2 separate regions of the Homo sapiens genome follow, and region 2 is linked to region 1. The links are chromatin contacts, found by Hi-C or POLR2A ChIA-PET in ENCODE. All regions are on one chromosome and are shown on one strand. Each heading gives the region's core, a stretch centred on a gene start or an enhancer-like site at or near the end of the contact. The rest is flanking DNA. Distances are from core to core; before and after follow the strand shown. Region 1 has its middle 77 kb from the start of TMC1. Region 2 holds the start of C9orf85 (chromosome 9 open reading frame 85).

Region 1 (3,874 bases), core at 211-2,710:
AGAGTCACAGAAAGAGAAAAAAGTTCAAAATCACCACTGTAGCAGAAGTGTAAAGTTATTTACGCTGTTTTCAAATACGCAACAACAACAAAGTATGGCTCCTTTTTTATATACTAGGTCTGTTGTCAGCAAAGATCATCCTCACTCAACCACCCCCAACCCAAAGGGTGACAAGTGCAGTTTTAGTCTCACCAGAATTTTATTCAATTTTATAAAGAAAATCATGACTTTAGGTAAATTCTTTATCTCTTTTAGATAAAGTGCTCAGTCTCTCAGGTTTCTGCTCACTCTGTTTCTCTTCAAGATGACATCTGAATGTGAGGCTTAAGCGACTTCAGCAGGACAGAGGACATTGGGAGTTCTTGGCATCCTTTTGACATTGTTGGTCTCTGCTGTGTCATGGCTGGTCCGCGCTGCTCCCTGGACTCATGACCACTGGGAGGGACTGGTGCAATTTTGGGGTGTTCTGCTGGCATATGAACTGAAGCCTGTAACTGGTGTAATGCATGGACCATTCTTATCCTTGCTGACATGACCTTACCTTGTTAGTGCTGCAGAGGTCCAGTGTGACTTTCCTAGCTCTTTTTTTTTGAGGCAGAGTCTCACTTCGTCGCACAGGCTGGAGTGCAGTGGTGCCATTTACTTTGACCTCCACTTTCTGGGTTCAAGCAATTCTCGTGTGTCAGCCTCCTAAGTAGCTGGGATTACAGGCATGTGCCACCATGCCTGGCTAATTTTTTTTTTTTTAATTTTTAATAGAGATGGGGTTTCACTATGTTGGCCAGGCTGGCCTCGAACTCCTGACCTCAAGTGGTCCACCCCAGTTGGCCTCTCAAAGTGCTGAGATTACAGGCATGAGTCACTGTGCTAACCTCTCCTAGCTCTTCAAACAGGAAGTCTGCCCTGCAGTGTAGACCGCAGTATGATTAGCAGTTGGTTCTGAGTCACTTGAGCCCTGATTTGTGGTATTTGCAGACTTTTGTGGTGCAAACATTTCTGCCTTGGCATTTCAAGGTACCAGTGTGGTGTCACCAAATGTGAAGTTGGAAAAAGATCTGCCTTACAGATACAATAGATACATATAAGCTCAAGAACATAGATAATATGTAAAATGTAGTCTAATAACTATGGAGTGACAATTTTGAATATTTCTTGTCTTTATTTTTAATAGAATTAATTTAAATGTAAGTTGAAATATCTTTGTTTTTAAGTATTGCTGTGTTTAACAACTGGCTTGCAAAGTTTCTTATAATTTAATAGGCAGGTCTCTGACCCGGTGAACCATCTCTGGCTCACCACTAACAGGTCATCTCATCTTTTTTGTCAAGACATCTTCTATCAAGCTCCTAATCAGGCCCTCAATCAAGTTCCATGTTCTCTTTGGCGGCGTATTGGAAGCGTGAAGTTTAGGCCCACACTTTGCTATCCACAAGCTGACAGAGAGGCAACAAGAGACACAGTATGCTCTCAGCTACTAAAAAGGAAGTGGGACAGAAGCTCCTCTGCCCATGCCATTAATCTTGACTCATATAACTCACTTCCCCCTGGTGGAGTCTGTCAAATAGTCAGAATGTCAAATTCCCCTAGACTCTTGAAGAAAACTCACTCAATGGCCAATTCACAAAAGCCCATTTCACCAAATGAGAAATTCATGAAATTTAGTTTCTTTTTGTTTTAGTTGACCAGTTTTCCTAATAGCATTTTAAAGAAGAATGTCAAATTTGGTCTCCTGCAGCAGTCAACTGTGTGGCCTTTTCTTTCTCCAGAGTTTCAGCCACTTTCTTCTCCACTTTGCAGGTTCCACAGCCTAACCTGTTTCTTAGAACTACTTAGTAGTCATAGGAGAGAATGCAATTGCTCTAGGTCCTCCATTGGATGCTCTTCATTCTTCATTTGGTTTTGTTTTGTTAAAGAAGACAAATCAAAATAGAGAATGGCTGTCAAAAATAACAAGCCCAGGGGAGTTCTGGAGATTAACATCAGCACCAAACATTGCTCACAGCACTGGTCTCTGTTTATAGAGCAATCTCTAGTCTGTTTACTCATCTAGGTGTTTTAAAATGTTGGGCTCAAGTATCTGGGCTTGCAGGTATTGAGAAACTACTGAAGGCACAAATAGAGGAATGACAAGTTTGGATCTGCTTTAGACACTGAACTATGGTAGTAATACGTGAAAAGGACCAAAAAAGGGAATTTGTAAGCAGAGAATCCAGTTAAGAATTCATTAGAACCCAGGTGAGAGATAACAGTCTGCACTCCAGTAATGGAAGTGATGGAATGATAAGAGCTTTTTCCTGGCTACCCTAACTTAGAGGACTCCCTGTTTACTCTCTAGCACTGTGCCCTATTTGTGGAAATTTATAAATTTATATTTAGATGCCTACTTATCATCTGCTCTCTCACTAGACTGTAAGCTCCCTGAAGCCAGGGTTTGGATGTTTCATTTCCCAAAGTATTCTCATCACCCAGCACAGTGTCTGGCACATAGCACACGCTCCACAGACACCTGGGAAATAAAGTGGAATTAAGAAGAAAGAAAAGATATTCATCAGTGGGAGCAAGTTAGTTATGTTTTATAGTAAGGGAAAGATGCTCATGGAGAAGGAGGAGTGAAAAGGCAGAGGAGAGACAATAAAAGACGGCACAGACTCCAGGATAAGCAGGAGTAAACAGGATAAGGACAAAAGCAGCAGAATTAGCTTTGCCTAGAAGGGCTCCTCTTCTTCTGTCATGGGAGGAACGGAAGAATGGATGTGTATGGAGGTTGATTGGATTTTAGGTTATAAAATTGATGGTTTATGTTTCCTGGAGGTGTGGTAGGCACAGTTATCAACTGAGAGAAAGAGAGAAAAGGAAGAGAAAGAGAAAGAGGAAGAGGAAAGAAAGGGAGGAGGAGGAGGAAAAGAGGAAGAGGAATTAAAAGTTAAGAGGGTGGTGAGAATTTAACAAAAATTACTTTAAGGAAGGGAATAAGTTGGTGACCAAAATACCTAAAAAGATTTCTCCAAAAGGGACCAGCTGAGGAATAATGTGACCAAATTAGCCTATCTCCAAATCTCATAGGTGAGTGACAGGGAAGTGGAACAAGAAGATGGGAGGGTTGACTGTGATGGAGATTTGCAGGAGGCCATCTCTCCTCCAGTTAATGTGTCTCACTGCAACAAAGGGGAAGATTTCAGGACTCCTGGGATGGGTTTAGATGAATCATTCATCTCTCCAGCTGTTAAGAGTTTTGTATATGTTAGATAGGACACAGACATCAAAAACTGTCCCTCAGCGGTCTGCTTCTCTGGAGAAGGTCTCACCAAGGGGTTGGAGCTTGACTTATCCTGCTGTGTCCTAGATCTGTAAGGTAACCCTGTCCTTTACTACAACTTTGTCTAGCAAGAGAGCAGTGTCTATCTTAAAAATCTTGCTGATATCCAAATATCTTTAGCACTTAGATGACTGCCTTCTATATGAGGAAGTACATAAATTAAGACTTTGATAGACCTGGGTTTGATTCCTTCCTCTGGCATGGAGAAGTTTTGTGCTCTTGAATAAATTAGCTAACCTTTTCAAGCCTTCATTGTTCAGAGTAAAAGGGGGGGGAGTCACTGCAACAGTAGAAGGATTAAATGAGATGATGTATGTGATTTATCCAGCAAAATGCATAGCACAAAGTAGACATTCAATAAAGATTTTGTCACCTCCCTACTTCTTTCTCTCCTTTCATCCCCCTTTTATAACCAGTTTTCTGTACAGATTACAAGATTCCTCATGACAGAAATGGCATCTTAGTCATTACAAGATAACTTTCATCTTTTTTTTTTTTTTTTTTTTTTTTTTTTAAGGCAGAGTCTCACTCTGTCGCCCAGGCTGGAGTGCAATGGTG
Region 2 (3,567 bases), core at 533-3,032, 530 kb before region 1:
ATCAAAGATCTGAACTTTTTTTTTTTTTAAACAAAAACCCCAGGTTAAATACACTCTTTCCTTCACGAGAGCCCCCACACAGTACAATCTAATTTGACATAACTTTGTTTCGGGGTTAAAAAAAATCCCAAACAAAACCTTTAAATTTTCCAATTCAAAAACGATTCCTGATAAGCCTACCTTAGAGTTCGAAAACAAATAAGATTAAAGCCCAACCATCTAAAGAAAAAGAACCCTACGACAGCCCCACCGGAATACACAAATCGCCAAGCCCCGTGCAGATTCAATCTAAAATCGCGCCCGACAGAGATATAAGGACATTCAGGAGAAAGCTTTTAGGCACCCGCGAATCTCTCAGTGCGCCAGTGAGGGGAATGGGAACCTGACCCCATCTTTTCATCCACTGAGAGAAAAGCAAAGGAAATGAAATGGAACCCTTCTCTTCACCGAGGAGGACCAAAGACCTTCTTAGAGTGTCGGTCGGTCCTCCCTCCCCCACCCCCTGACTCCGGCCGCTCCACGGACCGCAGGGACTGTCCTACCGCTCCCCTTCACGCAACCATCAGAGAATCCTCTCAAAAACACAGACCCGATGAGGAGTGGCTTCCCCGCCTTTCCCCTGTGCCGAGAAGGGATCCCGGTCGCCAACAACAAAGACGCTTCCCGCTCCCCTCCCCCCGCCGGCCCGGGCTCGTCCCTCCCGCGCTGCGGCTCCCGGCCTAGCGCCCCCTCCCCGAGCCGGGCTGCGGCGTCCCCAAACCCCGAGGCCGCACGCACCTGCACCTGAGCGGCCCGGGCCGAAGCGCCGGGCAGAAGGGGTCGAGAGAGAACCGCAGCCGACGCGCTGTCCTCCACAAGGCGAGATCCGCGCTCCGGGCGCCGTCCGACTCTCTCCGCCTGCAGACTGGCCCGACAGAGGAGCGGGGACCAGGGCTACAGCCCCCGGCGCCGGGGCGAAGAAGGACGGCGGCGCCCCAGGGGCCCCGCTCACGCTCCCGAGTCTCGCCTCGCGCCGGCCCTGCTCCTCCACAAGAGCTCGCGTTCTGCTGACTAACGGCCCCGGTGCGGGGCGCTGGAGCGGCCGCCGCTGCCCGTCGGTTGCTCTCGGGCCTCACGTCCCGCGCGGCCGTGGTCGCAGCCGCCGCCGCCACCGCCTCCCTTTCTGGCACTGCAGACGCCACCCAGACCTAGCCAGGTCTTCCTTCTCTTTAATCCTGCTTTCTTTGCTCCTCCTCAGCCTGCCAAGCGCGAGGCTCGTTCCGGTAGCGGGAGGAAGACTGGAGGGGAACGGAGGGGACGAGCACAATCCCCACTGAGCCAGGAGTTGGCCACTGACTGGAGGAAGGTGCCAAAGCTGACCCCGGCTCCAGCCTACTAGCGGGCGGGGGGAGAGACGGAGCCCAGCCTTGCCTCACTTCCACCAATCAGAGGCCGCCCGGCAGGGTGGGAGGCGCTCTGAGCTCAAGGAGAGGCTGAGCTCGCTCAGCAGGAGGCGGGGATTGCGGAAAAGAAGAACCAATAGGAACAAAGGTTCCCCGCCCCTTTGATTTGATGGACTACACATTCGGGCCAATGGGGGAATTCTCATTTCGAAGAAAGTGGGACTTGTTCTCCGGGTTTGAGAAAGAGGCTGCGCGGAGCCGGAGGGGTCGAGGCTGCGCCGCGTGGAGTGGCTTGGCTTAACAGCAGGGAGGGCAGAGCGATGCTCTTTGACCTCCCAGAAGAGTCACGTGGGCTGACCCAGAGCCGGGGCGGAAAGGCTGCGTTTGTTTCTTCCGGGTCATTGACAGAAGCGTCAATTCCTGGGAGTAGTTCGTTGGTTTTCTTTCCCCTCATCCTTTTGCCTGCTCCCGGCGAGGGGTGGCTTTGATTTCGGCGATGAGCTCCCAGAAAGGCAACGTGGCTCGTTCCAGACCTCAGAAGCACCAGAATACGTTTAGCTTCAAAAATGACAAGTTCGATAAAAGTGTGCAGACCAAGGTAGGAACCTGCCTGTTGCACCGTCTTTGACTCCAGGAAGGAATGGCTCACTGGAGAGGGGAGAGAGGAAATGAGAGGAGTCGGCTGGGGCGAGTGTGGACCGCAGCCCAGAGTTAGTCTTGGCTGCAGTGCAACTCTTTCTAAAATGTTATTCTCACGCCCTTTCTTTGACCTGGACATGTTGTCTCCTGGTAAATATTTGATGGTCAGCACACTTAACTAATTGCACAGAGTGAACAGGACCCTAATGAAATCTAAGGTGCAGATGGGGCAGTTACGTCGTTCAGCGTTCCCATCTGGATCACATTAGCAGAGGGAAACGAGGATTGTGGCATGAGTGGCTTTTTCAAATTTTACACCAAGTTTATGCAGCTACGATTTTTTTTTCCAAAAACCCCAAGCCCATAGAGGAAATGTGAATGATTAAGCTGTCTTAGGCTGTCCTCACTAGTATTGTGTGAAATTTCTGTTTTGTAACAATTGTTTTGAAGATAAAAATATTTGGTTAATGTAAAAATACTTGTTTTGCTGTTTATCTTTAGCAGGACTTCTGTAAAGTCCTGCTAAAAAATTCAGACTGTCTAGATAGCCAGAGGACTTGGGTTGTATATAAGTACTAATTTGCAGGCCGGGCGCCGTGGCTCAAAGTGCTGTAATCCCAGCACTTTGGGAGGCCGAAGCGGGTGGATCACCTGAGGTCAGGAGTTCGAGAACGACCTGGTCAACATGGCGAAACTCCATCTGTACTAAAAATACAAAAATTAGCCGGGCGTGGTGGCGGGCGCTTGTAATCTCAGCACTTTGGGAGGCCGAGGTGGTGGGCGGATCACCTGAGGTCAGAAGTTCGAGAACGACCTGGCCAACATGGCGAAACTCCCAATCTGCTAAAAATACAAAAATTAGCCGACGTGGTGACGGGTGCCGGTAATCCCAGCTACTCGGGAGGCTGAGGCAGGGGAATCGCTTGAACCCTGGAGGCGGTGGTTGCAGTGAGCTGAGATCACATCACTGCACTCCTGGGCGACAGAGCAAGACTCCGTCTCAAAAAACAAAAACAAAAAACTACTAATTTGCTCTTTGCTGTGAATCTCTCTCCCTGTCTCCATAGCTGTATGGAGAGAAAATCATTGACAACAGGGGCATATTAGGGGCCAGCATCACTCAGATAAACCTAATATTCACAAAAGTTATGGAGCTCAAATTTACTAGGTGTGCGGCTTGAGTGAGTTGTATAATATTTAATTTCTCTGAGCCTTACTTTGGTCTCAAATGCAAATTTGTCAGGATTGTTGGGAGGCGAAACTATATGATTATGCATAAATGGCCTAGGTCATAGTAAGTGTTCAATAAGTGATTAATTTCCCGACATTGATTGGGAAAGCAAAGTCATCTGTTTTTGGTAACCTGTGATCTCCTTTTCCTTTCCTCTTTCTTTCTTTGCTTATTCTACAAATATTTAATAAGCACCTTCCGTGTGCAAGGCCCTGTGTTCATAGGTATACCGTGTTCAAAAGAGCTGACTCTCCCTTCACGGAGTTTATAGTTTCTAGGTGATATGGGCAAAAAGAAAGCAGAAAGATAAGTAAA

What was found. A loop is a pair of places that touch in the nucleus more often than their neighbours do. ChIA-PET counts read pairs that join two places held with the same protein, here RNA polymerase II (POLR2A). Pooled maps may share reads with other maps.
Region 2: a loop to region 1 is called in a pooled map, with 7 times the contacts of the local background. The contact joins the promoter of C9orf85 here to the enhancer-like site in region 1. A Hi-C loop is called at or near these places in 3 of 37 single-sample maps with no recorded cell type and 7 of 50 pooled maps. POLR2A ChIA-PET finds 5 or more read pairs at or near these places in 1 of 52 experiments (activated CD4-positive, alpha-beta T cell).

What each region holds. Positions count from the first base shown.
Region 1 is chr9:72,442,596-72,446,469 of GRCh38, forward strand. No RefSeq gene overlaps it. Among named protein-coding and RNA genes, the nearest start is that of TMC1, 77 kb to the right of the region's middle. RefSeq lists an enhancer at 1,598-1,857. Within about 2 kb of position 1,461, at least 9 of the 41 ENCODE cell types and tissues checked have a DNase peak (open chromatin) inside an H3K27ac peak, as active enhancers do.
Region 2 is chr9:71,909,857-71,913,423 of GRCh38, forward strand. C9orf85 (chromosome 9 open reading frame 85) reads left to right here and starts at 1,783. Exons shown (of 4, transcript NM_182505.5): 1 at 1,783-1,980. The coding sequence starts at 1,879. ABHD17B (abhydrolase domain containing 17B, depalmitoylase) reads right to left here and starts at 1,337. Exons shown (of 4, transcript NM_001025780.3): 1 at 778-1,337. RefSeq lists a silencer at 861-1,100 and enhancers at 1,551-1,860, 1,931-1,980, 1,991-2,050.